7 separate regions of the Homo sapiens genome follow, and regions 1, 3, 4, 5, 6 and 7 are each linked to region 2. A link is a loop called in an ENCODE intact Hi-C map of the cell type or tissue named here. Cell type or tissue: CD4-positive, alpha-beta T cell. All regions are shown on one strand. Region 1 overlaps LINC02366 (long intergenic non-protein coding RNA 2366). Region 2 has its middle 37 kb from the start of BCL2L14. Region 3 overlaps ETV6 (ETS variant transcription factor 6). Region 4 has its middle 90 kb from the start of BCL2L14. Region 5 overlaps MANSC1 (MANSC domain containing 1). Region 6 overlaps ETV6 (ETS variant transcription factor 6). Region 7 has its middle 27 kb from the start of ETV6.

Region 1 (4,000 bases), 1.3 Mb after region 2:
TCATTCTAAGGCAATTACTATAGTAAGTGACTGGAAAACAAAGTAGCTCTTTTCTATTTGCCATACTACATCCATTTGTCATGTATCATCTCAGTGAATATGTAGCATAAAATTATGCTTGACATACATATTCCTTTATGTTATTGATTTTTCACTGTTCAATAGGAATATTATGTTATTGATTTTTCACTGTTCAATAGGAATATTATTTTGTCAACTATATGCACTTGTAATATGGCAGAATGGATTCTTCTTCATCACAAACCCAGTCCCTCATTTATAAGTAAACAGAATAAGGATTTGTAAAGGAAAAAAATATTTTAAGTTTTGGATGATTTTAGATTTCGGAGTGGTTGCCAAAATAATAGAGAGTGCCTGTATACCTTTCACTTACCTTCCTTTTATGTTTGCCTCTTACATAACCATGGTACAACTATCAAAATGAAGAAGTTAGCAGTGGTAGAATACTCTCAACTACACTATAAATTTAATTTAAATTTCCTTTTTTCCACTAGTGTTCATTTACTGTTTCAGGATTCCATGCAAGATCCCACCTTGCATTATTTATAACTTCTTAGTTTCCTCTAATCTGTGAGAGTGTCACAGTCTTTCCTTGTCTTTTATGACCTGTATATCTAAGAAGAGTACTGGTCAGCTGTTTTATAGAGTGTCCTTCAATTCGTGTTTGTCTGATTTTTTTATAACTAAACTGCAGTTATGGATTTTGGAAAGAGTACCACAGAGGTGAAGAGCCCTTCTCCTTGGATCACATCAGGGGGTGCCTGATATCACTGTGTCTTGGTACTTACTGATGCTGTTAACTTGATTACTTATTTAAGATGGTATGTGCCAGCTTTCTCCACTGTAAAGTTTCTACTTTTTGTTGTCCATATGTAAATGGAGTTTTTAAAAGTGACTAAACACTAGGACAAAGACAGAACGTGTCTACCTCTAGGATATTAGCAAGGATTAACCTTTGCAGTGAAAAAGTATGATTTGCTTTCAGATCCTCCATCTGAAGACAACAGGTAGGGAAATTATGGGAGCCCTGCCCTCATCCCCTTTACTGGCCAGTGGCCATCGACTTGCTGTTGAGTATTGGCTACTAGCAACTCACAGCTACCCCATTCTCCAGGTAACTACCCTTAGCAGTGGCTCTCTGACATGAAGGTATAAAAGTCTGGCCTCCCTGCCTCAAGTGAGACTAACTCTATGGAGCAATAGGTGTTCCAGACTTTTCTCTGTGGGGTTAGACTAAGCTAGTCTGCGCGTGAGACCACATTTTGCTTAGCTTTATTCCTTATCTACCCTGCTTCCTAAATCCCCTCTCGGAGAGAGCTCTCAATAAATATTCTTAAAAGCAGTCCCATTTAAGGATTGGCTTCTGAAGAATCTGACCTAACACAATACAACACTTGGAGTTATTTTCCTCTCCACCTTCACATGCAGGATCCAAGACCGCTTTTTTCTCCCTACCCAACAGTAGAGCCCAGCAGTAGAACCACTCGTCAGAATCAATGCAAGAAGAGACAAGTGGTGGCAGTGGATAAGTTGAAAAGATAGAAGGATGAGCCTGAAAAGGATTCAGAGGGGAAGCCGCCTGCCATCTGCCTTGAGTGTTCTCAGCATCAGGAACTAAAACCTTAAATCTTGGATGGAAACTCAAGAAAAAGATGTGCATGCCCCAAAACCCACCACCTTATGAAATCAATACTGGCTGCATTGTGTTTCTTAAACTCGAAGGAAAGGATTGAGAAAATAGTCTCTGGGCTACTCTACAGAAAACTGACTGGCTGACAGATCTTTTGGTGGCAAAATTCTGGAGGATGCAACCATATAAGGAAGAGGCTAAGGAAGAAGAACTAATAAAATAGAATAGCAACAACCTAACAGATAACAACAAATTTAGAAGAGGCTAATGCCATCAAACCTTACTAGAAGAGAGTTTCCGAAGGAGGAGGATGAACAGCAGTTAGTGTCAAATGCAAGCTCATTTTGATACTCATTGAGCTCATTGAAACTTTGAAAGCTAGTTTTAATAGAAAGATGGCATTGGAGACAAAACTCCTGTTGATTGGAGAGTAATTAGAAAGTGGATTCTACAAATCAAGGATTATTTTTCAAGAACTGAGTGAGCTGATACATAACTGGCTTGAGGATTAGGTAGGATTCATTTTTCTCTTTAAATAAAAGAAGATATGACTAGGAGGAAAGGGCAGATGCCAAGAGAAGAAGTACAATTAGATGTTAGAATTATCTAGTTTTCTCTAATTACATAGAATCATTCTGGATAATTATTTAGAATTATTTAAGATAATTTTTTAGAATTATCTAAAATCTAGAGGTAACTAGAGTCAGGGAAAATTAAACTTATAAAATACTAAGCATAATGCTTAAACCCTGGTTCCTCATGATGATTTCCTTGAAAGAAAGAACTTGTAATAATTTGAGCTAGTTTTCATCATATTGTGATTATGCTTCTGTATGTATTCGAGTTTTATTTTCATTAATGATGCTAGGGTGTCACCCTGTGGTAAATGTAAGTATAGCTTTGATGCAACCCACTTTATACATCATCCTATTTCTAGATATCAATTGCAACCATTTTCATGGTCCTTTTATTTTGTTCATAATGTGGCTTCCTACTTTAAGTTTATTTTTAAGTAATATATAACATTGAAAACATATAAGACCAAATATAGAATGTAAGTTACAAAAAGGAATATTAGATAAACTAACAAGAATGAAAAAAATAGGTTCTTAAAACTAAAAACATGATTTTAAAATTTAGCTGAAAACTTTGTAATGACACCTGAGGTTGACTTGTAAATATTTCAATTTTAAATTATGTTTTATATTATTTGTATGTGAAAAATGGTACTTTTTAAAATAACAAAATCCATAAGCATGGAGAGGTTCAAATGATAAATGTACAATAGTTACTATTAATCTTATTCCAAGCACTACTCTTTTAATGTTCATTGCAATAGCGTGACATATAATAGTGCAAACATAACTATGAAAAAATAATTCAATCAAGTATACTCCATTCTTGTTCATTTCATCTGGCTCCTTTTAATCTCTTTTTATTTGATTCAAATAACTTAGTCATTATTATTTGTGTCATTATTTATCATTAGCTTAGTGTAAAAGAGAGATATATAAATTATTTACATGATGAAAGATTTCAGAACTTCAGTGGAATGGGAAGCTTCGTGTCGATGCTATTTCAACAGGATTTATTTCAGTCTACATACTTCCCAAGAATGTCACCATCTCTAAATGAGAACTAATCCTTGTCATCTACTTTGGTGCCTCCATATTCTGGAAGAAGAACATTATCTCTAACGTTCACACGAACTGGTTGAATCTCTCCACCCTTTCCTTTAGAGCCTGATCCAACAGCTACTACTGTGGCTGCCAATACTTTTCCTTGAGATTTTTCCAGAAGCATAATGGCTCCTTTGGTTACAGTTTTGGCGGCACACCTTTCAACCAATACTTAGTCAAAGAGTGGAAGTAACTTTCTAAACACTTGTCCTGCCATGAGCCCTCTATCGCCGACTTTTACTCTGCTCTCATACAGTACTGCAAAGAGAGACTGACTCCCTTGGTCATTATCTTAATCCTGCGGGTCTATGGAATGTGTATCACTTGTTTGTATTACATAATCTATCAGTAAAGACGTCGAATTTAGTACTTCTTTTATGTACTACCTTACTAAGTATATTCGACCCTTACTCAGATGGTCTGTTACCTAAACGCAGTAAGTCACATCACATGTTTCTTTTGCACCCTCTACATAATAGGTATTCAGTAAATACATTCTTAATTTAAGATTAGTAAGTTGAAGAAGGCTTATCTTTACAATTCTATAGAAAAAAAACTTCTTTAATCAATTTAATTAGCATTCTAAAATTGTATTTTAATTGACCAAAGTGACAAGTGTATCAACAAGAAATTGTCCTTTGATTATTTCAATTAACTATTAGAAATGCTA
Region 2 (4,000 bases):
CCTCATACCTGTTGGAATGCTGTTATCAAAAAGATGAAAGATAACAAATGCTAGCGAGGTTGTGGAGAGCAGGGAAGCCTTGTGCACTGCTGGTGGGAATGTAAATTAACACAGCCATTGCAGAAAACAGTATGGAGGTTCCTTAAAAAATTAAAAATAGTACTACCATATGATCTAGCAATCCCACTCCTGGGTATATATATCCAAAGGAAATAAAATTGGTATGTTGAAGAGGTATCTGTACTGCCATGTTCATTGCAGCACTATTCACAATAGCCAAGATTTGAAACCAACTAAGTGTTTAAGTGTTCATCAACGGATGGATGGATAAAGAAAATGGGGTTGGATAAAGAAAACACACCATGGAATACTATTCAGTCTTTTAAAAAGGAGGACATCCTGTTGCTTGTGACATAGATGAACCCAAAGGACATTGTGCTAAGTGAAATAAGTCAGGCACAGAAAGACAAATACTGCATGATCTCATATGTGGACTCTTAAAAAGTTGAACTCAAAGAAGTAGAGAGTAGAATAGGGGTTACCAGGGCTTTCAGGCTTGTTGGGGGGCAGTTGGGGAGATGGTCAAAGAACATAAAATTTCAGTTAGACAAGAGGAATATATGTTCAAGAGATCTATTGTACAACATTGCAACTATGATTAATAACATATATTTTTGAAAATCACTGAGAGATTTTAAGTCACCCCTAAAATGATAACTTTGTGAGCACATGCATATGTAATTAGCTTTATTTAACCATTCCACAATGTATACATATTCCAAAACATGTTGTCCATGACAAATATACATAATAAAATAAAAAAATCCTGGCACAGAGCTGGCATTTCTGAAGTGTTAATTCCTTGTAACGCCATTTCTCAAATCGAGATTCTACCTGCACGCACATACCACAGGCTTCCATCTTTGCTCTGTTTTAGTTCATGACAGCCAGAGTTGCCCTCAAGATTTTCTAGTTTTTTGGTTCCCAAACTGGGATTCCCCAGCTCTCAGGCCCTGAGAAAGTTGTAACTAGGGTCTGTGGGTTAGTTTCAACATGCTGAAATCCTAACAAAAATCATTCATGGGTGGGAGACCAGGTTAAGAAGGGATCAAGTGTCTTCGCCTTTGTCTGTGATATGGACTCACTGTGGTAACTCTGGTTGCATCATGATCATCAGAAGGCCTGCCTGACATTTATACGTCTGATCCCTCAAGACAGAAAGCTTATTAAGCTCCTATTTTAGAGATGCATTCTGGTGGGCAACATCTTTCAGAAACACTGAATTTATGGGAAAAAATAGTAAAGAAGTTAACGAGTCTGGGGCATTGAGATCCACAAAGCTTAAGTAACTTCCCAAGGTCACACAGCAAGTTGGTAGCAGTGCCAGGACCAGAACTGATTTCTGCTGACACCTCATAGCCTGCGTGTTCCACTCCTTGCCGTGCCGTCCAGACTACCTTCTTTTCCACCTGGGTCCTTCATGTCTATCAAATATCACCTTGGAAACAGGCTTTTAGTCAGGATGTTGTAGTGTCAAGGGCAACTGAAGTCTCCTCTACACTAGGACCCCAGGAATCTAAGGGAGAAGGTATTTCCGACCATTTATTATGATTTATAATTTCAGCCAGAAATTTTTCTTCTGCTTCCTTTCTCAATTAGGGAAATGTGTGCTTTAGAAGATTTTAAATGCTTGGTTACTTAAGAGAGAAAGAAAACTCTGTTGCTTGTTCATATTATTTGTGTTTTTTTCCATGCAAAGACAGGAGGTTTTCAGCCAAGGCAAATCAGAGTGGCTGACATTCCCACGGGAAAGTGGGCCGGGCGTGAGAACAGGATGTGTACCTGTCTGGAAGCTGGAGCCTTTGATGTACATCCACAAGAGCCCCAGAAGGAAGCTGTTTTGATAAGCTGTGGTCACCAGGTGGCGCTACACACACGCTGTCAAGTCCAACAGTTTTTCAGACCTGCAGGATTTTTCCAGATTTACCGAAGCAGGAAAAAACAGGAAAAACAAAACGGGTCCAGTACTTCAGCTCAGAATAGTTGAGTTGAAAAGAGGTGGAAAACCCCCCAGACAGCTTGCCCTCTTCAATCGTGTGGCAGAGCATCCACTTGGTGCCCTTCGGATTCTTTGAGTAAATGTGGAGCTGGCTGGCTCCTCAAGGGAGTGTGGAATCAGGACGTGGCTGGTTCCGGCTGCAAGAAAGTCCCGGTTATTCTGCGAGGGCGAAAGAGCTCCAGCGTTAGGGCTTCAGCAGAGGCGGTTGCTAAGGCGCACCAGTCCTTTACTTCGGACCAGTCTGACCTTAACGGGAAAGGCAATTTCCCTTTCTGTATGGGGAACTCATTTCCTTTGTTGCTTTCCTTATTTTCCTCCCAGGGTCTTTTAATTCCATCCTGATTGGGGCCTGAGAGGAGGGCATGGGTGAGGTGTGAACCAGCAGCGCCCTTTCTTCCTTCTCGCTCCGCCCCCAGGCAACACCCTCCAGCACCCAAGCCTACCCTCTTCCTCCAACGGAAAAATGCACACGGCATATCCGTGTCTGTCCACATGCCGGATTTCCCGGCCAGTTCTGATGTGAAATATCTTGAAAGTTTGCTAAGGGGCCACTTTATATTAAAAGAGGATTAAAAAATAAAGAAAATCCCATACCTCCAATCTGAAAGTCTTTTCTTGGTGCCATAAAAAAACTGAGCTATCAGCCCTCTGGTACCTTCGATTCCAGGCCAAAGGCCACTGCCTGGTGGTGACGGCCAACGTGGAGGCACCCAGGCCAGCTCCCACGGCATCTCTGCCGACAAGCAGTGACTCCAGCAGATTGTAGTAGCACCTACACAGCCAGAGCTACACCCAGGTGCTTGCTTTGCTGCAGTTTGGGAGGGATCAATGTTCCAGAGCAGCGGCTCACCAACCTTAGCATGGCTCAGTTGCTGGGCTCCACTCCCAGAGTTTTTGGGTGAATGCGTCCAGGGTGCGGCTGGGAAATTTGCATTTTTAAGAATTTCCCCCTGAGGCTGATGCTACAGTCTGGAGACCACACTTTGAGAACCACTATTTCAGAGTAAAATGCTGGTGGGAGGAAAGGAGCAGCAGGAAACAGCCGATGACTGTGGTGTGGCCGGTCTTTCTCCCAGGCGGGGTGGGGTGTGTGTGCCAGGATTGCAGGGTCACCAGGAGGGCCGGTTCTGTGGGGGCTGCTGAAAATCCTTATCCCTCCTTTCTAGACTAGTGGTTCTGAGACTTGGCAGCACATTGGAATCACTTTGGGAGCTTAAAAAAAGATACTGATGACTGGCTTCTAGCCCCAGACGTCCTGATTTAATTGGTTCACAATGTGGTTTGGGCCCTGGAAGATTTAAAAGCTCGCTAGGTGTTTCTGATGTGTAGCCCAGGTCGAAAAATCACGGTGCTAGGTCCACGTCTTACTGCATTCTTATATCCAGTCCCCAGTAAGTGTAAGTTCTCACCACCCATTCTCAAACCCTTCCAGCTGTCTCTCATACCTCCCTGCCTCAGGCTGAAAAACACTGGCACCTGTCTGAGTACTGACTTCCTATTTATCCTTCAAGACGCAGGCCAAATATTTTTTCCGTGGTGGAGATTTTTCTGGCTTTCCCTAACAGTTCATCTCCTAAAGCACTGTGGATACACTAGAACTATAACCTTTATCTTTCACTTCATCGCAATTACATTCACGTGCTGAATGTAATGATGTTTCAGTCAAAAACCGACTGTATGTATGAAGGTGGTCCCATAAGATTATAATGGGGCTGAAAAATTCCTATCACCTAGTGACGCTGTAGCCATTGTCATGTTGTAGCTCAATTACTTTATTTTAAAAATAAACAGTGTAGCCTAAGTGTACTGTGTTTATAAAGTCTACAGTAGTGGACAATAATATCCCAGTCCTTCACATTCACTCACCACTCACTCACTGACTCACCGAGAGTAACTTCGAGTTCTGCAACAGCCATTTTGGTAAGTGCCCTATACAGGTGT
Region 3 (4,000 bases), 310 kb after region 2:
GCTTCAAGGTTAAGGAAGGAATCATCAAATTGCCAACAGTCATACCAAACAGGACAGGGAAATTGGCTATTCCTGTCACATCTCCTTTCCATTAATTATTAAGTAGTTGACTTAGGGAGCAACCCTCTCAGATTCGGGGAGAGTCCATTTATGAGACATGAACTCAAATCTACCACACAGCAGCCCAGTCCCCCCCACCTGATCCCACATGGCTGCCTGGCAGTTCTAAGGGGCTTCCAAAAAATTCTCCAGTTAAAGGCACAAAACCTTTGAACAGGCCTTCAATTCTAGTGCTCCCACCCAGATGAGACTACTCAGGAGTTGAGATAAAATCCTGAAAACATGGGCAAAGTTCAACTGACAGCTGCCCCTTCTAGGCCACGAACTGGCACACCTGGCCAGTTGGCAACGGTTCCTTCCTTCAGCAGATCTTACCTGCCTGAGCAGGAAACGGTGATAAGGCTAAAGCTAGTTCATGTTGACTGTCACGCTTTCTCACACTTGAGCAGAGCCCAATTTAGAAATAGCCTTAAACTGTTGCTTCAGTTCAGTATGTCACAGAGCCATCAAAAATAATAGAGAATGTATGTCAAAGTGTTTTGTAAGCTGTAAAGCCCAACCTACCGTAGTACATATTATCATTTTGATATTAAATAATGCTAAAGAAGAATATTAAATTGTAAATAAACATTGATAACTATGGAACCATGTAGGTATACGGCTAAAGACTTGAAGTCAGATACGGGTAACTGGTAACTATGCAAAAAGGCTCAATTAGAAAAAAATCTTTTCAGGTGGTTTAAACATTTAATGAACAATAAAGTGTAAATGGTTTCCTTTAATTATAGATGTCTATGATCCAATTCAATAGTGAAGCTAATGTCATAAATCTTAACCTGAAGGGGATTTCTAGGTAGATTTCCTCAAGTCCAGCCCTGCGTCCTCTATGACTGCAAAGTAAATGGACCTTTTTTTTTTAAGGCATAGACAAGCAGTCCTCAACCTTTTTGGCACCAGGGACTGGTTTGGTGGAAGAACATTTTTCCACGGACTGGGGGCAGAGGGATGCTTTCAGGATGATTCAAGCACATGACATTTATCATTAGATTCTCATAAGAAGCACACAACCTAGATCCCTCACATGTGTCATTCACAACAGGGTTCGTGCTCTTACGAGAATCTAATGCTGCCACTGATCTGACAGGAGGCGGAGCTCAGGTGGTAATGCTCACTTGCCCGCCACTCACCTCCTGCTGTGCGGCCCAGTTCCTAAAAGGCCACGGACAGTACTAGTCTGCGGTCTGGGGGTTGGGGACCCCTGGTATAAACTGTTCTTACAGGAGGTATAAAAGTGCTTGTCACTGCATAATCCACCTGTAATTTACTCCTCTGTGCCGAATAAACAGCCAGCTTGAAGAAGGAGTAGACAGGTGACAGAAGCCTTTACATAAGGCCCATGAACTGAAGCACAGGCCTCAAGTGTTATAAGAAGGGGAGGCCGGGGAGCGGTGGCTCATGCCTATAATCCCAGCACTTTGGAAGACCGAGGCGGGCAGATCACTTGAGGTCAGGAGTTCGAGAACCGCCTGGCCAACATGGTGAAACCCCGTCTCTACTAAAATTTTAAAAATTAGCCAGGCGTGGTGGCGCGTGTCTGTAATCCCAGCTACTCGGGAGGCTGAGGCAGGAGAACTGCTTGAGCCCGGGAGGTAGAGGGTGGAGTGAGCTGAGATCGCACCACTGCACTCCAGCCTGGGCAACAAAGAGAGACTCCGTCTCAAAGTAAAAAATAAAAATAAAAAAAAATTTAAAAAAGGAAGAGGAGCTACTTTCTCCGCGGGGTCTCCTGTCATGGAGCCACCAGAGGGGCTCACACCTGCGGGCCACCAGGCCCTTAGGCCTCTTCCCTGCCTGTGATGCAACCTATACAGACGTGTGCTGTAACGCTGGCTGCACTTTTCATGACCATGTACGTCACAGATCCATTCCCCCCACGCTTTTAATCAAGCCTCTTAACTAGAAAACCAGCTCCAAGGAGGCTAAAGGGTCTGTTTTCTTAGGTCTTACTTCTTCTTCTCTGAGTCTTTCTTTAGGATGATTATGGCTCTCCAGTGACTTCACAGGTGACACCAAAGAGGGAGATGAGGAACAAAGCAATGCACAATGATCAAAGGGAACAGATACCACAAATAGAACAGAAAGCTCCCAGGCACGCTGCCACCACGAGGGAGAGGGCCCTAAAGGATGGTTTTTACACCACAGCGCCTACACAACAAAAGCTGGGTCTGTGAGGTGTGCGGTTGGCTTGCGCCCGCCTGCGGGATGCCGGGCATGTCTGCGTTATATAAGGTTTCTCCTGTACTGTGCTCTCTTCTGGGAGTCAGACAAACTCCCCATTCAACAGCTCTCAATCCAGGGTGGTTGTTTATAGATATGCAAGGGCAGGCGACCTCCTCAGAGCTAAAAGGCAAGTCCTCTGCATGCTGGTGTTCCAGCCGTAGTTCACCTACCCCCACAATACAGACAATGTCTCTTCCCTGACACAAAAGCCACTGTGCGTGCCCTTTCTCTGAATTGCTGCAGACTCAGATTCAAATCCTGGCAATGATATTTCCCAGCTGTGTGATTTGCACAAGTAACTTGGTCCCAAAGCTCGGTTTCCTCACCTGTAAACTGGAGATAAAAACACCTATCTTGAAAGGCTGTGCAGATGAAGTGAAGTGTATGTGTGTGTCGATGGCTTACACTGCAGTGTGACAGTGGCTGGAAAACAGGAGTCATTTCTCTGCCTCTCTCTAGCCTAAGTACTCATATGCTTAATCCTGAAATAATCTGTACTTTTCTTTTAAGACAGGGTCTGGCTCTGTCACCCAGGCTGGAGTGCAGTGGTGTGATCACGGCTCACTGCAGCCTTGAACTCCTGGGCTCAAGCAATCCTCCCACCTCAGCCTCCCAAGTAGCTGGGACTCTAGGCATGCCCCACAGCTGGCTAATTGTTTTTTCTAGGGATGAAGTTTCACTATGTTGTCCAGGCTGGTCTTGAACTCCTGGGGGCAAGCGATCCTCCTGCCTTGCCCTCCCGAAGTGCTGGGATTACAGGTGTGAGCTACGGTGCTCAGCCCTGTACTTTTAAATTATTTGTGTATTTATAGTGTCTCCCCACCTAGATTATGAAGGAATCATGCCATTTTCATTTTTACGACCTACTGTATGAGCTAAGTGCATAGTGGGTACACAAAATTACCTGTGGCCTAGGCTACTGCAAGAGTGGATCATTTCCCCACATCCAAGGATATCTGGTACTGTTTCCTGAGGAAATGACTGTGGGTTCTGAACACAGCTGGTCTCCCCTCTTTTCCTTCAGCTCCTCACACTCCTTCTTCCAAACATACCCCTTGCCATTTCAAATGCCCTTAAGAATTCTCATGAGCCAAGTTATCCATTCATTTGGTCATTTCTTGAGTACATTTCTAGAGTACATAAACATTTCTTTAGTATGTACTATAGGCCAAATATAAGAGGCACTGTGGATACACAGCTGGATGTAGAAATAGCTAATATACAATTCTTGCCTACCCTTGAAGCAACTGGAGGGAGTCAGATGGGAAGTTAACTGTCTTAGTCATGTTGTACTGCTAGGAAGGAATATCTGAGGCTGGGGAATTCATAAAGAAAAGAGGTTCATTTGGCTTACAGTTCTACAGGCGCTACAGGAAGCATGGCCCTAGCATCTGCTTCTGGTGAGGACCTCAGGCTGCTTCCACTCGTGGCGGAAAGTGAGGCGAGCCGGCGTGTGCAGAGATCACGTGGCAAGAGAGGAAGCAAGAGAGAGGCAGGGGGAGGTACCAGGCTCTTTTTAGCAATCTGCTTCTGTGAGAACTAACAGAGCGAGAACTCACTCACCCCACCACAGGGAGGGCAGCAATCTACTCAAGAGGGATCCACTTCCATGACCCACACACCTTGCATTAGGCCCCACCTCCAACACTGGAGATCAGGT
Region 4 (4,000 bases), 52 kb after region 2:
CAATGACTTGAGAACCTGATGACTTAGTCATTTTGGGAAAAGTAAAAATCCTCTAAAATCTGTAAATTTTCTCAAAATTCTGAAAAGTTTTTCCACTGAGGACTTTTTTTTTTTAAAAACCTCCCTTTTGCCCGAGAAAATAACCAGGAAAGAAATCATAAAAATGCTTTTTTCAGATCTCCCAATGTCTAAATATATCAATATACAAAACATGGTAATTTTATGAGTGAAACAAGTTATACATAATGCATTTTTTTGTTCCTAAACGAACAGCATGACTTTATATCTGTAAAGGGCACTAAAAATAAGTTTTGCATGTATTTCAATCCCCTGCCCCTAAATTTTCTTTGAAGAATTTTTTTTTGTTCTTCCATGGCTTAAAATTTCTGAAAAATAAATGTATCTAGTCTGTTCCTTTGTTCTTGCTGCCTGGTAGCTTGTGTTCTATTCCTGTGAAGTTTAGGGGTATGAAATAAACTGTTCTTTTAGCTTAACTGATACAGAAGGCTTAACTCTCTCAAACGCCTCACATTTACCTGCGGTTGTCTAGAGAGCAAAAGATGGGGGATGAGTGTTCTGTCAATGGTTTTAACCAAGTTGAGCTCCTTCATTTCTTTCCAGCTTAGTTTCCATGAGGGCCTGCCAGGTACAATAACATACAGCAAGGACTAAAGAACCATACAGCTAGACAGTAATTTGTCTTCATGACATCACTGAGAGACATTCAGGCAAAAAGGCTGTTACTAGTGTGGGGGCATTGGCAAGAGGATCAGCTTTTGAAGTCTGGACAGTGTGGTTGGGGGCCAACAGTCTTGGGCTCTGCCACCAATTCTGTGGGGCCATGGGCAGGTTGCTCATCCTCTCTGAGGCCTCCATCTATTCACTGAAGGATAAAGATATTGACACAATCTCCATGGTCCTCCTAGGCTTTAACATGCCATGCATCTATTTATCTTGGGAAGATACATTATGAAGTCAGAAGGTCAGAGGATGGATAGAAGGTTATATGTATGGTAGAGTTGGAATTTCTTGTTTCTGAATGGCACTGTGGTCTTTTGGGTAAGCATGTTCTTTGCTGGGCGGTCTTGATTTTCTATGGGGAGGATTGAAAATCCAAGGGAAAGGAAAAGAGGGTTGACAGAAGAGAATGACTTCTTCCGGTGCCAAAAAAGCTCTGTTCCATAGCAGTAATAATTTCAACAACTGCTGTATCCTGTGTGACCTTGGTATCTCTTGGGGGGTAGAGTTGGAGAAGGAATGGTTCCTCAGTTTCTGATGCTGTTTTGTTGGCTTATTTCCTTCAAAAGCCTTCCCTTGAAAGCCTGGCTTAGTTTACAGTCAGCCAGCCTGACACTGGCTCTGAGCTAGTCCTGACCCATTCTGATAATGCCTAGGCCCCTCCCCACTGCCATGGTGATGGAGATGGGCTGAGGAGCTGGGTGGCATTTCTATCCTAGTGATACAAGAGTCCGTAGGGTTCTTTTGCCCTTCCAGAAATGACGCCAAGGGCAGGATTCCCAGGCGGCCACCAGGGAGCCAGATCTTGTTTTGTCTCCAGCTTGGTTGGCAGACTTAAGAGGCTGAGATGAGCATCTGAAGTTCGGAGTGCTTCAGGCTGATTCAAAACTTAAGCTGGGTTCTTTAAAATTTTGAGTGAATTGTCACCAACGTGCAAAATGTACATACGTGCTCTTTCAAAAATGACTAATCTCCACCCAACCACACTATTTCCTTTCTTGCTGCCCACATTTTAACACCACAAGGGTGGTTCTATTTATTGTCAATAAGGCACTGCTTAGATTTCTTAGATCTGAAAATGAAAATAAATGCCTCAGTTTGTATATGAAGTGACGTGAGTTATTATGCATGCAGAAAGTAATTGTGAAAAACTGGAAATAACCTAAACTTCCATCAATGGGGTGTTGGTTAAGTAATTTATGGTAATTTATAAATGAAATATAAGGCAGAATTTAAAATGATGATATAGACATATCTTTGTTGATGAGGAAAATTGTTCTAATGTGAAAAGTGGTATGTAATAGATGACCCCATTTTTGCAAAAATAAATAAATAAATAAATTGCATATACTGTAAATTTGAAAAAAATCTGTAAGCGAGAACTCACCTAGGCATTTGTAGTTGAGAGATGAGAACAAGAATTTCTGGTGTTCAAATGGCCTTAACATTTTCTCAGAGCCTTAAAATTTTCACGACACTGTTTAGGTAGCAGCACCTTGATTTCCAATGCCCAAAGTAGTCCATGTATAAAGGATTTGAATGGCAGCTAATTAGGGGTGATGGGGTTTTAGATGGTTGTGTTTTCTACTCACTAGATTGATTCCCCCCACACACAATAAGCATGTATTGCCTTTGAAATATAATAGTAAACATAAGATAATCAGGAGAACATCCTTTGCTTGTTATGTTTTGGTTGAAATTAATTTAAACCTCGTATAGTTCAAACTGCTACATCTCCTTCCTCCCCTCACTCCCCTTTTGTCTCTAAGTTCTTTATACTCAGTTATTTTGCATAATCGTGTCCCCTTCCAATTAATGGTGATGTCTTGACACATCGCAGGTTGGGAGGAACTTTCCAAAAAGAAAACTTGTTCTTTCTCTATTTAGCCTTATAATGCTGACTTCTTGGCATTCTGGCTCACCTGCAGGGGTTGTGCATGTGGTCTGGGAAGCCAAAGGAGAAAATCAGAAGTAGTCAGAAGAGGAACTGGTCAAGATTTAACCAGTGGAGATTTAACCATCACAGTGGATAATAGAATTGCTATTCTCAATTCATCACAGCACTTAAAGAGAATTATTCATCAACACCCTTGCTGTGACCTCATGGTGGGAGGAGTGTCCTTCTTGCCCCTTAACTTTGGGTTTGGCCAAAAAGAATACTTGTTAGATGTGATGGCAGAGGCTTGAAAAGAGCTTGCGCATTAAAGCTTGATCTTTTTGTATCTCAGTGACCATGATGGGAAGAACTTTCCCCAGGCAGCTGTTATCCACTCAGCTTAGGCCCAGAATGAACACGCTTGCCTACAGCTCAACCTATAGGCTGGAGCTAAGGACAGGTTGGCGTTAAGCACAGCCGAACTGTAGCCTTGCTCAGCCTAGAGCCGCTGAACCACAGTCAGTCTTGCAGACCTGTAGACGTGAGACTAAATTCTTGTGTTGTTGTTGTTGTTGTTTTTGAGACAGAGTTTCGCTCTTGTTGCCCAGGCTGGAGTGCAATGGCGTGATCTTGGCACACTGCAATGTCTGCCTCCCAGGTTCAAGTGATTCTCCTGCCTCAGCTCCCGAGTAGCTGGTACTACAGCCATGCACCACCATGCCCAGCTAATTTGTATTTTCAGTAGAGATGGAGTTTCTCCATGTTGGTCAGGCTGGTCTTGAACTACTGACCTCAGGTGATCTGCCCACCTTGACCTCCCAAAGTGCTGGGATTACAGGCATGAGCCACCATACCCAGCGAAATCCTTGTTGTTTTAAGCCATTGGATTTTTAGGTGGTTTCTTATACAGTATTAATGAGGATAGATTATTGGGATAAATCTGCTAAACAGAACCTTGTGGGTCCCTGCTGGCTAGAAAGGGATTTCTGGCCACTTGTGCATATGGGTATATAAAATTATACAGAGATGTTATGACAATAACCTGGGAAATAAAAGAATATGGTTAACCATATTCCCATCCTTGGTAACCAACTGACACTAATTTTTGATCCAGGGCAAGTGTTTCTTTACCTGATTAATGCCTCCCAGAATTATTTGAGCTCTTCAAATTAAAGATAACATTGCCAATATTGTAGCTCTAGGTCCACAGTCATTCAGCTTGTTGTCAATGCCTGACTATTGAGTGAGTCATTATGAATAGTTTACAAGCTGGGGAGTCTAGACTGTCCTATTGACTCTGGGTTTTCTGTCAATCTAATTTTTTTTTCATATGCCCTCTTTCCTCCCATTTTAGCTTTGCTCGTGTGAAATCCAGCAGGCTGCTAG
Region 5 (4,000 bases), 290 kb before region 2:
ACTCCGCAGGAAACGTTACTCAAGACTGGATTATTTGATCAATGGGATCTATGTGGACATCTAAGGATGGAACTCGGTGTCTCTTAATTCATTTAGTAACCAGAAGCCCAAATGCAATGAGTTTCTGCTGACTTGCTAGTCTTAGCAGGAGGTTGTATTTTGAAGACAGGAAAATGCCCCCTTCTGCTTTCCTTTTTTTTTTTTGGAGACAGAGTCTTGCTTTGTTGCCCAGGCTGGAGTGCAGTAGCACGATCTCGGCTCTCACCGCAACCTCCGTCTCCTGGGTTCAAGCGATTCTCCTGCCTCAGCCTCCTAAGTATCTGGGATTACAGGCATGTGCCACCACACCTGGGTGATTTTTGTATTTTTAGTAGAGACGGGGTTTCACCATGTTGGTCAGGCTGGTCTCAAACTCCTGACCTAGTGATCCACCCTCCTCGGCCTCCCAAAGTGCTGGGATTACAGGCATGAGCCACCACAGCTGGCCCCCTTCTGTTTTATGTTTGGTTTTTGAGAAGGAATGAAGTGGGAACCAAATTAGGTAATTTTGGGTAATCTGTCTCTAAAATATTAGCTAAAAACAAAGCTCTATGTAAAGTAATAAAGTATAATTGCCATATAAATTTCAAAATTCAACTGGCTTTTATGCAAAGAAACAGGTTAGGACATCTAGGTTCCAATTCATTCACATTCTTGGTTCCAGATAAAATCAACTGTTTATATCAATTTCTAATGGATTTGCTTTTCTTTTTATATGGATTCCTTTAAAACTTATTCCAGATGTAGTTCCTTCCAATTAAATATTTGAATAAATCTTTTGTTACTCAGTAGTGTTCTCATAAGTAGCATGTCCAGCTGGATAACTTTCCATTTATTTCCACTAGCAAAATGATTATGTGGTGAAAATATGCGTTCCACGTTAAAATGACAACCCCCCCTTTTTCCCATCAGTGAGCAAAGAGCTTCACTTGGGAGAATCTAGCGGAATGTTAGCCCACATGGAGACAATGATAAGTCAGTTCTGATAAATGGCCATATCCACTTGGGATCTGTTCTAGTTAACTTGTGTGTGTGTGTGTGTGTGTGTGTGTGTGTGTGTGTGTGTGACAGAGTCTTGCTCTGTCACCCAGGCTAGAGTGCAGTGGCGCGATCTCGGCTCACTGCCAGCTCCGCCTCCTGGGTTCCCGCCATTCTCCTGCCTCAGCCTCCCAAGTAGCTGGGACTACAGGCGCCCGCCAACACGCCCAGCTAATTTTTTATATTTTTAGTAAAGACGGGGTTTCACTGTGTTAGTCAGGATGGTCTCGATCTCCTGACCTTGTGATCCGCCCGCCTCGGCCTCCCAAAGTGCTGGGATTACAGGCGTGAGCCACCGTGCCCGGCCTCTAGTTAACTTTTTAAAGAAGTATTATAGACATTTTCTAAACTTGTACTAAGTTAAAAATGTACCACTATTATTTTATATCCTTACTTAAATTGACCAGCAATCAGTCTAAGCTTAATTTAGAACAACATTGGAAATAATAACTAGCACAGGCCAGGCGCGGTGGCTCACGCCTGTAATCCCAGCACTTTGGGAGGCCGAGATGGGCAAATCACGAGGTCAGGAGATCGAGACCATCCTGGCTAACACGGTGAAACCCCGCCTCTACTAAAAATACAAAAAATTAGCCGGGCGTGGTGGCGGGCGCCTGTAGTTCCAGCTACTTGGGAGGCTGAGGCAGGAGAGTAGTTTGAATCCAGGAGGCGGAGGTTGCGGTGAGCCAGATTGCACCATTGCGCTCCAGCCTGGGCAACAGAGCCAGACTCCGTCTCAAAAATAATAATAATAATAACTAGCACTAACATGATGCTACAATTTTTACTGGTTACCAATTAAAATTTCTGAGAAAGGCTTTTAATAAAGTTTTCCAGACAAGTTATAGGTGAGGTAACAAAGAGTCCAGAAGTCCCCTGGGTCAGTTTGATACCTCTTTCCTCTGGACTTCAATTTGCTTATCTGCAAAACAGGAAATTTGATCCCTTCCAAGTGTCACCAGAGTTTTTAAAGATAAAAATGGAATTCAGATGCGAACTTAATACAGTGAGCACTAGAGGGCAGTAGCTGGTTAATAAGTACAGCAATTAAGACAAATGCAGGAAATGACAGAAAAGGCTTTTCTTCTCCTTCCTCCTCACCTCTTCCTTCCTCCTCACCTCCTTCCCCTCTGCTCTTCTGGTACCCCTCCCCCATTTCCCTGGTTTACACTAAGTTCATAAAGTACATTAAGAGGAAAGCTGGTCTATTGAAAATACTACTTTTCTTATATTTTCCAACTTAACAGCTTGACACAAATCTCCAAGGGGTTTACATAAGCTTTAAGTAGGCTGAATAAATAAAACCTTGAGTCAATTTAACTTAACAAGTATTTATTGAATATCCACATGTAGGCCAGAATCAGATTAGTAACCAGGTGCCTTGGAATTTTAAAATTTCTCCTCTCTTTATTAATGGATTTAGCGAGTGGAAATCAGGCTTTCTGTGATGGTTTATAAAGGTATTTTCCTGGCTCTCTTGGAGTTCTCTGTCCACCTTGCTGCAGTCTTTGTTGTGATGGGGAGACCACATGGGAGCGGTCCAGATGAGTGATGCTACGGGCCCAAACTGTTAGTGGCCGTGAGGATATAGGTTGTAGGGGACATCTGGAGTGGAAAGAGTGCTCTTCTCACACAGCTCTCTCTACTTACTGCCCCTAGGATGGTGGGTGCAACTGTGGCAAGGGCAGTCAGGGTAGGGGAATCCCTTAGAGGAATTCAGCAGTGACTAGTCTGGTTAGCCTTTCCCACAAGGCCCATTGAGTTATGAGCCCCCTCCTTTGGTTTGTAGAAAGAGAAGGTAGCAGCCTAGAACAGGTGAGAAGATGAGGTAGGTCCTTCTGCTCAAACATCCTCTCTCCGTATTTTACCAACACGATACTGACCTAGGTTAAAAAGCTACTCTTGGCCAGGCGTGGTGGCTCACGCCTGTAATCCCAGCACTTTGGGAGTCCAAGGTGGGTGGATCACCTGAGGTCAGGAGTTCTAGACCAGCCTGGCCAACATGGTGAAACCCCATCTCTACAGAAATACAAAAATTAGCCAGGCATGGTGGCAGACACCTGTAATCCCAGCTACTTGGGAGGCTGAGGTAGGATAATTGCTTGAGGCCGGGAGGGGGCGGTTGCAGTGAGCCAAGATCGCTCCATTGCACTCCAGCCTAGGCGACAGAGCAAGACTCTATCTCAAAAAAATAAAATAAAATAAAATAAAAATAAGCTACTCTTAGCCAGGCACATAGTGGCTCACATCTGTAATCTCAGCCCTTTGGGAGACTGAGGTGGGAGGATCACTTGAGCCCAGGAGGTCGAGGCTGCAGTGAGCCATGATCACGCCACTGCACTCCAGCCTGGGCGACAGAACGAGAGCCCATCTCAAAAAAAAAAACAAAACAACAACAACAAAAAAAAAACTAAAAAACTCTTAAAAAACCTGAGGACTCCTGGATGAATACTGTTATGTGCCTGTTTCTCAATTACCCCTGGCCTGAGTGAGGAACTTTTGGAACTCTTTGGCTCCCAGACTGTGGTGGGCACTACCGGTCAGCTGCCCAGCAGCCAGCCCTAGTCCCACTTCTGCCTCATTTGTTACAGGTTGGAAGTGCCAGGTTCAGGGATGGGCCTGTGACCCAAGTTTTAGCTGAAAGGAAACCTACTAGGGACTTCTAGGAGAGATTTTCTTGCTTGTAAAGGGAAGGCTGCACAAGGAGAAAAGCCCTTTCTAACCACATCCCCTTATTTCATGCTTGGGATGCTGACCATGTGAAGACTTGGTTGTTGGAGCTGTGGTGGCCTCCCTGCCATGATGAGGGGAGAAGGCACTGCCACACTGAGCGTGGCAGTGGGTACAGGAAGAGTCCAGTCTCCGGGATGCCTTGGTTAATTGACAGGACAAACCCTGGAACTGCCAACTTCCATCTTGTTCT
Region 6 (4,000 bases), 220 kb after region 2:
GCAAAGTGCTCTCAAACACATCATCTCATTTGGCCTTCACAGTCACCAGGTGAGTCAGCTGCATGGGCATTATCATTCTTACTTCCAGCTGAGCCACCTGAAGGGAACGGGGCTAAATGGCTTGATCAAAGTGGCCCAAGTAGACGGAGGGCCAGGATCAGAATAGAGATCTTCTGGCTGTCATTCCAGGGCTTGTCTAATGCACCAACTTGCAAATCAGAGGTGGCACCACGGGTCGGTGTCCTCCAAGAGGACTCTCCATGTGGACCAGTTGCCTTGCAGGGTGATCCTATTCTATTAGGGTATGATGGGCATCAGGAAATCATGGAGAAGGAATTAGAACCTTGTGTTTTAGTCCTGGCTTTGCCCCCTGCCTTGCTTGGATAGGACTCAGCTAAGGCACTCACTGTCTTTGAATTTGTTTTCTCATCTGGAAAGTGGGAGTAACTTCTTTTTTTTAATCATGCCCATCTTGCTGTGAGATCAAATGAGGCCATGGATGTGAAGGTTCTTCGACATGACTATAAAACATCACTAAGTCCTAAGTAGGTATCCTATTCTGGGGCGTGATTTGACTTCTCCTGGGAAGTATGTGAACTGATGAACCACAGGAAAGTGGGGTGCATCATTTTCTGTTGTGTTAGGGCCTCTGTTTCCTTCTCCTTTAGGCTTTTGCTGGGACTGAGCTCTGGGTTTTCTGCGCTGAAGCTGCAGAAGCAGCCCCCAGACCCTGCCCCTGTACCACAGCCACCTTGGATGGCAGTTCACATCACACTCCCCGGGAAGGGCTGGATGCAAGGCAGAAGCAGGCGAAAAGAGGGGCATTCTGCTCACATTTCTTTCCCTGCAGTACATTTTTGTCTTAACCCCTGCATTCCTAGACATCTGTACCCTTTTAATTTCTTGGTGAAAGCCTCCTCGTTGTATACTGCATTTATGTTTCTGCATAACATTTCCTTAAAGGAAAATGATGCAAACCACATCTCACAAAGCCTGAGAGAGGGCTGCAGAGCTTGACAAGGAGAGCCATCGATCTGAGCCCTTTATGATGTGGATGCTAAGCTATGCCAGCCTCTGAATGCTGGTGTCAGACCCAGGCATGACTCACAACACACACAGCTGGGCTAAGATCATAGAGAAATAGTGGAGAGTGTTTGGGGTGATCTGTCTCACACTCACTTTGGTGAACACATTTATGATCTTTCATGTCTGCAATACTTACTCTGAAAAAAAAATTTGTTTACCTGTCAGGTTTGAGATCGAATGATCTGTAGTTTGAACCCAAAGTATTGAAAAAAAAAATTTTTTTTTACAAGGTTTTGTTTACAAAGCCAAGAAAAGATAAAACATTTTAAGTTGGTACTGCCCTCGAAAATTATGGTGGATGTACACTTGGACTTTCTAAAACAAGATCTGAATAAAATAAGACACTTAACATGAAAAACTCTATTTAACACAATTTAATCTTTCTTTGATTCCTGAGTGGGTAATTCGGCATTTTACAGAACTTTGGGGTCACCATTATAAATATCAGCTGTCACTGTACTGGTAAAATATAAAATGTACCAGTTAATAATAGCTTTGCAATTCACAGAAAATCAGATAATGGAGGTTTTACCGTAACTGGAATTATGATGTTAAAAGAATCAATGCACTTTTCCAAAAGAGCCTAAATCATTTCTAGGAAATAATTCATGCCTTGTAAGAATTTACAAGGAAGTGCTTGATACTCCCTGGAAAAAATCAGTAGTTCTTCATTATTAAGTTTTCATTTTGCATGTGTACTTCATTGTATTATTATTGTGGTTAATCCTATGTCCACGGCCCTGGCCTCGAACCACACAGGCTCTTCTTAAATAAAGTGGAAGATTTCTTTGGCCTGTCCTAAATCCAAGGAACAATATGCAACTCTGCAAGTGCATATCACAAGAAGTCTTTTCAAGGTCGTGCTCTTGGTGACCCTTTGTTTAAAGGAATTTGGGCTGGATTTATAGTTGTCAGTTCTGAAGAATCAGGAAAGGGCAGGCCGTGAAGGGGTGGGGGAGGAAAAGAGAAGGAAAGAGGGAGGGAGGGAGGGAGGCAGAGGCTCATACCACACAGTACTGAGCCACCAAGGACAGAGTTTCTACACTGTTTCATTAGAACATGAAATCTACTCTGTTGTCTATGCGTCTGCTGTGAGCTGAAAAGAAGTCAGTTTACTTCCTCAGCATCTGGGGTCCCATAATTCTGAGTCGTGGCCACATTACCTCTGCTACTGAAAAGGCAAGAGCTGGGTTGCTCAGACAGCCCCGCAGTTCACACTGCCTGTGCTGCAGGCAGGAAGGTTTCCACCCAAAGGCCGGCAGAGGGAGGGTGTGCCCCTGGCGGGTGGGCTGGGGCTGGGGTGAGGAGGGGCAGGGAAGAAAGGGAAGGAGACTTCCTTTTTAATGCTGGTTCTCTTCTCAGTCCAATCCAAGTCTCTCCATGGAAGGATGGAAAATTCTGATTTCCTGTATCTCTTTGAAAACAATGAAATCCACTCTCCCCGGAGGGCAGGTTTGCTGAAGCTGTTGGCTCCGGCTGGCATGCACAGCCTTGGCTAAGTAGCCACACAGCACAGCATAGACATCCCGGCGAACTGAAGGCTCACAACCAGGAGCCTACCCCATGCACTCCCTCCCCAGCACCGGGTCACCGCAGCCAGGGTTCCTGGGGCCTCCGGAATGTCAGGGAGCCCCTCACTGCCTCTTGGGTGGCAGGAAATCACTAAGCTATGAGGATAAAGACCAGCCGGGGTCTCCATGCAGCTTTAGGGCTGATTTCTATTTCCCCTTGTGGTGGTGAAGCAGATTTCAAACTGCACTCAATACAGTCCCCAGCACAGGAGAAATGAAACCCTTTAAATCTTAGGCCTTCACGCAGGAGCCTCCCCTGCAGCTTTCAAACTCACAGAAGCCTTTTGTTACAGTCCTAGGAATGTGTACTTAGCAGAGAAAGCGTGGCTTTGTGGTGGCTGTGAAAGAATACTGAGGGCGGTGGCGGGGGAAGAAGAGACCCGCCTCTGGTAAGATCCTCTCCCGAAGTCTGATGGCAGCCAGTCTCAGAAAACAAGAAAATCCACCCAAGGACAAGGTACTCAACCACCCCCAGGGCTCTCCCAAAAGTGTCGGAGTGAGAGGAAGGAAAGCACTAAATATATTTGAGTATGTGAGTGAGCACAGGGGGAGGAGTGAGCTAAAGGGGTTTTACTGCATTGGTTGCTATAATTTGTGGGGGGTTCCTAAGAATTATTCCCATATCCTTCCCCAAGGGAACCTGTGAGGAAACTGGCAGCTGCTTATTGTGATCTAGTGTAACAGCACATAGTACAGCCAAAATACTGCAAGGAATTAGAGGCGGAAGGGGCCTCAGGACTGATCTTCACCAGTTTTCTGGTAAGATTTGTGCAAAACTCCAGTGAAGAGTGTGCACGCGGTCAATTTCTCCAAAATGGGAGAATATCTACAATAATGAGCAGAAACATAATAAAAAGCATTCTGAACAAGTGCAAGAAGACTCCTAATAAATATCTTATTACATGTAGCATATTTTACAGTGTTCTATAAATTTTAGGTAGACTAAAACCAAGGCTTAAAATGAGTTAGCATTGGGACATTTTTACTGCCACATGTGTCTGATTGCAAAGCGATGCTTTTAGACAGGGTTAGCCTTCTGCAAAATTCTTAAGTAGGTGATTCCATCTCAGCTTTCCAGTTCTCTGCCCTTTTCCCTTCTAGGTGTCATAAAATAGCAGGACCAGCACAGGTTTTGGACCAGGCAGCTCTGGTTTAAATCCCAGCTCTGTTCCTGACTGGCCTAGGACCTGGTCAGGTCATCTAGTCTCCTGTCTTCATTTCCTCATCTGTAGAAACTGGATCCCAACTCACAGGGATTGTTGTGAAAATTTTACGTGTGAAAAGTGCTGGACCTTAGCAGGCACTCAGAAATGTTATTTTGCTTCGTTCCAACCAAATCATCC
Region 7 (4,000 bases), 410 kb after region 2:
TGTAGCTACTGTAAATGTGATTATTTTCTTGATTTTCTTTTCAGCTACTTTGTTATTGGTGTATAGAACACTACTGATTTTTGTATGTTGATTTTGTATCCTGCAACCTTACTGAATTTATCAGTTCTTAGAGGTTTTTTTTTTTTAAATTGGAGTCTTTAGGTATATATATACATATATATATGTATATATATGTATATATATGTATATATATATGTATATATATGTATATATATATGTATATATATACATATATATATACATATATATAAAATCATGTCATCTGCAAAGAGAGACAACTTGACTTCCTCTTTTCCAATGTGGATGCCTTTTTTTTTTTTCTTTCTCTTGCTTGATTGCTATGGCTAGGACTGCATTTTGGCTTCTAGGGGAGACAAATAACTTTTTCTCCTTCTACCCAATAGATTCTATGGCTGAGGCCCTGGAAATTAAACTAACAAAACATAGATTAACAAGAGGAAAAAAACAGATTAATTATGTGCATACATACACGTGGGAGTATCACAAAGAAAAGACTCAAGGAGACCCAGATGATTGAAGCTTATATAGCATCTCAGACTAAACAAAGGGAAAGGGGTTTGGGGCTTCTGAGTAGAGAAGACAAGTCCTGAGAAAGTAAGGCAGGAAATGTATACGTGTATGTAAATAAGGGTTATGCAGGTAAGAGTGTCTCAGGTGATGGGTTATCCCCAGGCCTAGCTCTCTTTCTGGTACAGAGGAATCTTCACCAAGAGAAATTTACTTTATAAATATAAATTTCCTTTACAAAAGGGGAAATTTATATTCTGCTTTTAGGCAGTTAGGGGACAGAAAGAGCCTTTCCTGTGTCTGTTGGTTCTCAGTTGCTTTTAGCTCAAAATAATCCATATATTGGGTGGCATATTCTGGAACCCTTTATCCCACCCTTTGAAACTTTCTTTTTCTCAGGACGTTTCATACATCAAAAGCCAAGTTTGTAGCTGTTGAGAGAGATTCGGATTAGGTGTTGCAAGATAAGAGATCTGCAAAGGGAAGGAAAACAGATTGGAACGAGAGTGAGTAAGCAGAAAAGGACAAATTTAAACACATTGCCCCATCTCACTGAACCAGTCTCTCAGTCCTGGGAATAGCTTACATTCCTACCAACAGTGTATAAGAGTTCAGTTTACTCAGAAAGTTGTATCTCAAGAGATTGTGTTGCCAGAGGGAATAGGGTGCCCACCGGTTAGGTCTCTATATGGTGCTGTAAGACATTTAATGAGGACCTTTCTATGGAAACAAAAGAAAACCAAGGTTAATAGATAGAACTGTTTATAAACCCAGTTTCTGAGGCCAGAGGGCAATCAGTTGAGAAGATTTCTGAATGTTGGGCTCAACGCATCTCTAGGTGATAGAAGGAGGACGGGCCGTGGCAGTCTGAAGTGTTTCTGGGTTTGTGGTTTGAATGTCTCTGGGAATGGCATATACAATGTGACAGTTATGGTTATTTCTCAGAGCAGAGCACGGAAGGGCCCAGTTTCAGCTTGCAGGGCTTTTTCTGGGTAGTGTCAATACGGATCTAGGCAGTCAGGTTTTAGTTCTCAGTGGTGCCAAATCAGGTGAGATTAAAATCAGAAATGTTAATTACTGACAAAATGCAAAACACAGCAGGAGTCAGTTTACAGAGAGGTTAAAAAAGCTGAAAGGCAGTGAACACGGCTAGAATTTGACAATCCACAAGGGTGTGCTATAGTTTTCAATTGAAACAGCATAGTTCTCTCTACAATCACCCCTATTTCTATGAAAGATAATCAAAGTAACACTATTTTTGTTGCAAAATAAGTCAATCTCATTGACCTTGGCCTGATTATTACATAAAAATAGCAAGAATAATGATTGACAATGTAAGCTCTTTTTGAGTCTGCTTTGTTGCAACTTTTAATAAGGAATTTCAGGTTAGACTGTTAAAGCCTATCAAAGCTGGAAACCAATCCATCAGCCTTCACCAGCAATACCTACAGATTTGGGTGAATTCCTTTTTTCTTGAGGTCCCCAAAATATTTTCAGCTTCCTGGGCCTACCAAGAAGTGACCTTTTTTACTCACCTGTTAGGTTGGGAACCCTGTTAATCAGGTACCAGGCCAATATTTCAAGGGGCTTTTTAAGCACTGGCTTCATAAAGTCAGCATTAGTTTTGTTACCAGAAAGGGGTCCTGATCTAGACCCCCAGAATGGGTTCATAGATCTCAAGCAAGAAAGAATTTGGGGCGAGTTCATAGATTACAGTGAAAGTAAGTTTATTAAGAAAGTAAAGGAATGAAAGAATGGCTACTCCATAGACAGATCAGCGCCAGCACTGCTGGTTATTTCTTGATGATATGCTCAACAAGGGATGGGTTATTCATGCCTCCCCTTTACAGACCATACAGTGTAACTTCCTGACGTTGCCATGGCATCTGTAAACTGTCATGGTGCTGGTGGGAGTGTAGCAGTGAGGACACCCAGAGGCCACTCTCATCACCATCTTGGTTTTGGTGAGTTTTGGCCGGCTTCTTTACTGCAACTTGTTTTTATCAGGAAGGTCTTTATGACCTGTGTCTTGTGCCGACCTCCTATCTCATTCTGTGACTTAGAATGCCTAACCATCTGAGAATGCAGCCCAGTAGGTCTCAGCCTCATTTTACTCAGCCCCTATTCAAGATGGAGTTGCTCTTGTTCAAGTGCTTCTGACAGTTCCTTAAAACTGTCTGATGTTATCTGATTTTATGTGCATCATCCTAAAATATGATATTCCAGTGAAAGCCTTGCTAATATAAGTAATATTTCAAATTGCATTCTGTTATAAGGACAAGAGATTCTTACTGAACATATGTAAATACATCACCATGAAAATAAGAATATTCAATAAAGATTTCCGAATTCTGGAAGGATCGGGTGGGGAGAAAAAGTGAATGTTTCTGGCGGGGCATGGTGGCTCACATCTGTAATCCCAGCACTTTGGGAGGCTGAAACTGGAGGATCACTTCACTGGAGGATCACTTCAGCCTGGGCAACACAGTGAAACTCTCATCTCTTAAAAAAAAAAAAAATAGCTGGGCATGGTGATGCACATTTATAGTCCCAGCTACTTGGGAAGCTGAGGTTGGGGGATTGCTTGAGCCCAGGAGTTCAAGGAAGCAGTGAGCTGTGATCGCACCACTGCACTCCAGCCCAGATGATAGAGTGAGACCCTGTCTCAAAAAAAGTAAATGTTTTATCTTTTCATCTTTGTTCACAAAGGTATACTTTACCAAGTTACTGTAAGTTATAGATAGCTTAAGAAAACAGAGAAAAAGGGTTTCTTAAATATGGAAAAACATTAAGGAACCAGTAATGTTTCAAACAAAAGGGCCATACACATTAGAATTATTCTTATCAGTTCATTCAGTCCCATGGAATTAATTCTTGTTTTGCTTGATGCTGTATTTGCAGCTTTATGAATTCATGTTTCTTCTTTAGTGTTTTGGAAATCTTTACCCAATCCAGTGGTATAATCTTAAATACTTGAGAATACCTCTCTGAGTCTTTTCCATGGTCTCTGGGAAGATGAAGCATTTTCACTTGTTGATTGCAAAAGCATTCAGAGAAGAATTATCATAAAACAATAATTGGCTGTGAATGGCAAAAGACTTACAAATAACCATGATTAAAGATCTGATGAGAGTTCATTATAGTGCAATTAACAAGGAAATTTGGTTATTTCTGTGGCTTACAGCATTTTATAATAGTAACTGTCCAGATAACACTGTATCAGGACATATGAACAGCAAAGATTGATAAATATCTAGGAACTTTATACAGTTTTGAAACACATATTAATTACGTACCTATACAAATATAACATAAAGAAGGTTAAGCATCATATTTTAGTTGACGATGATTCTCATGTAATTTAGCGTATCAAATAAATCTAATTAGTGTAACATCTCTTTTTTTCAATGTGAAAGAGCAAATCCTTTGAGATTTTCAAGGAGAGTTCTGT

Evidence for each region. Hi-C counts contacts between places; a loop is a spot of excess contacts. Peaks named below come from ENCODE experiments on the same cell type or tissue, not always from the same donor. Only the 100,000 strongest peaks of a DNase experiment are listed, where the experiment ranks them.
Region 1: it touches region 2 in a loop (28-fold over the local background); 6 of 110 quality-filtered maps call a loop at or near these places.
Region 3: a loop joins it to region 2, with 3 times the contacts of the local background. A loop is called at or near these places in 12 of 110 quality-filtered maps.
Region 4: a loop joins it to region 2, with 7 times the contacts of the local background. A loop is called at or near these places in 7 of 110 quality-filtered maps.
Region 5: a loop joins it to region 2, with 15 times the contacts of the local background. A loop is called at or near these places in 20 of 110 quality-filtered maps.
Region 6: a loop joins it to region 2, with 2.5 times the contacts of the local background. A loop is called at or near these places in 9 of 110 quality-filtered maps.
Region 7: a loop joins it to region 2, with 5 times the contacts of the local background. A loop is called at or near these places in 28 of 110 quality-filtered maps.

The regions. Positions count from the first base shown.
Region 1 is chr12:10,769,854-10,773,853 of GRCh38, reverse strand. The region is part of intron 2 of LINC02366 (long intergenic non-protein coding RNA 2366); the gene reads right to left. It also overlaps the pseudogene HSPE1P12. Among named protein-coding and RNA genes, the nearest start is that of LINC02366, 22 kb to the right of the region's middle. In CD4-positive, alpha-beta T cell, CTCF peaks have their summits at 2,286 and 2,499; a DNase peak (open chromatin) is centred at 2,533.
Region 2 is chr12:12,031,446-12,035,445 of GRCh38, reverse strand. No RefSeq gene overlaps it. Among named protein-coding and RNA genes, the nearest start is that of BCL2L14, 37 kb to the left of the region's middle. RefSeq lists a silencer at 1,797-2,091 and enhancers at 2,543-2,642, 3,093-3,142. In CD4-positive, alpha-beta T cell, a CTCF peak has its summit at 1,951 (motif pointing right); DNase peaks (open chromatin) are centred at 1,925 and 2,475; H3K4me3 peaks cover 933 bases; H3K27ac peaks cover 1,136 bases.
Region 3 is chr12:11,725,617-11,729,616 of GRCh38, reverse strand. The region is part of intron 1 of ETV6 (ETS variant transcription factor 6); the gene reads right to left. Among named protein-coding and RNA genes, the nearest start is that of ETV6, 78 kb to the right of the region's middle. RefSeq lists a silencer at 452-601 and enhancers at 2,232-2,281, 3,612-3,671, 3,872-4,000. In CD4-positive, alpha-beta T cell, no CTCF peak of the experiment used is centred here; a DNase peak (open chromatin) is centred at 2,206; H3K4me3 peaks cover 499 bases; H3K27ac peaks cover 768 bases.
Region 4 is chr12:11,979,053-11,983,052 of GRCh38, reverse strand. No RefSeq gene overlaps it. Among named protein-coding and RNA genes, the nearest start is that of BCL2L14, 90 kb to the left of the region's middle. In CD4-positive, alpha-beta T cell, no CTCF peak of the experiment used is centred here; a DNase peak (open chromatin) is centred at 1,762; H3K4me3 peaks cover 794 bases; H3K27ac peaks cover 2,506 bases.
Region 5 is chr12:12,326,091-12,330,090 of GRCh38, reverse strand. MANSC1 (MANSC domain containing 1) reads left to right here. Exons shown (of 4, transcript NM_018050.4): 4 at 1-4,000. The coding sequence ends at 64. Among named protein-coding and RNA genes, the nearest start is that of MANSC1, 22 kb to the left of the region's middle. In CD4-positive, alpha-beta T cell, a CTCF peak has its summit at 2,092 (motif pointing right); a DNase peak (open chromatin) is centred at 2,120.
Region 6 is chr12:11,811,662-11,815,661 of GRCh38, reverse strand. The region is part of intron 2 of ETV6 (ETS variant transcription factor 6); the gene reads right to left. Among named protein-coding and RNA genes, the nearest start is that of ETV6, 160 kb to the right of the region's middle. RefSeq lists silencers at 973-1,267, 2,493-2,787 and an enhancer at 2,654-3,316. In CD4-positive, alpha-beta T cell, a CTCF peak has its summit at 2,370 (motif pointing right); DNase peaks (open chromatin) are centred at 1,101 and 2,351; H3K4me3 peaks cover 729 bases; H3K27ac peaks cover 860 bases.
Region 7 is chr12:11,620,663-11,624,662 of GRCh38, reverse strand. No RefSeq gene overlaps it. Among named protein-coding and RNA genes, the nearest start is that of ETV6, 27 kb to the left of the region's middle. In CD4-positive, alpha-beta T cell, a CTCF peak has its summit at 2,485; a DNase peak (open chromatin) is centred at 2,442.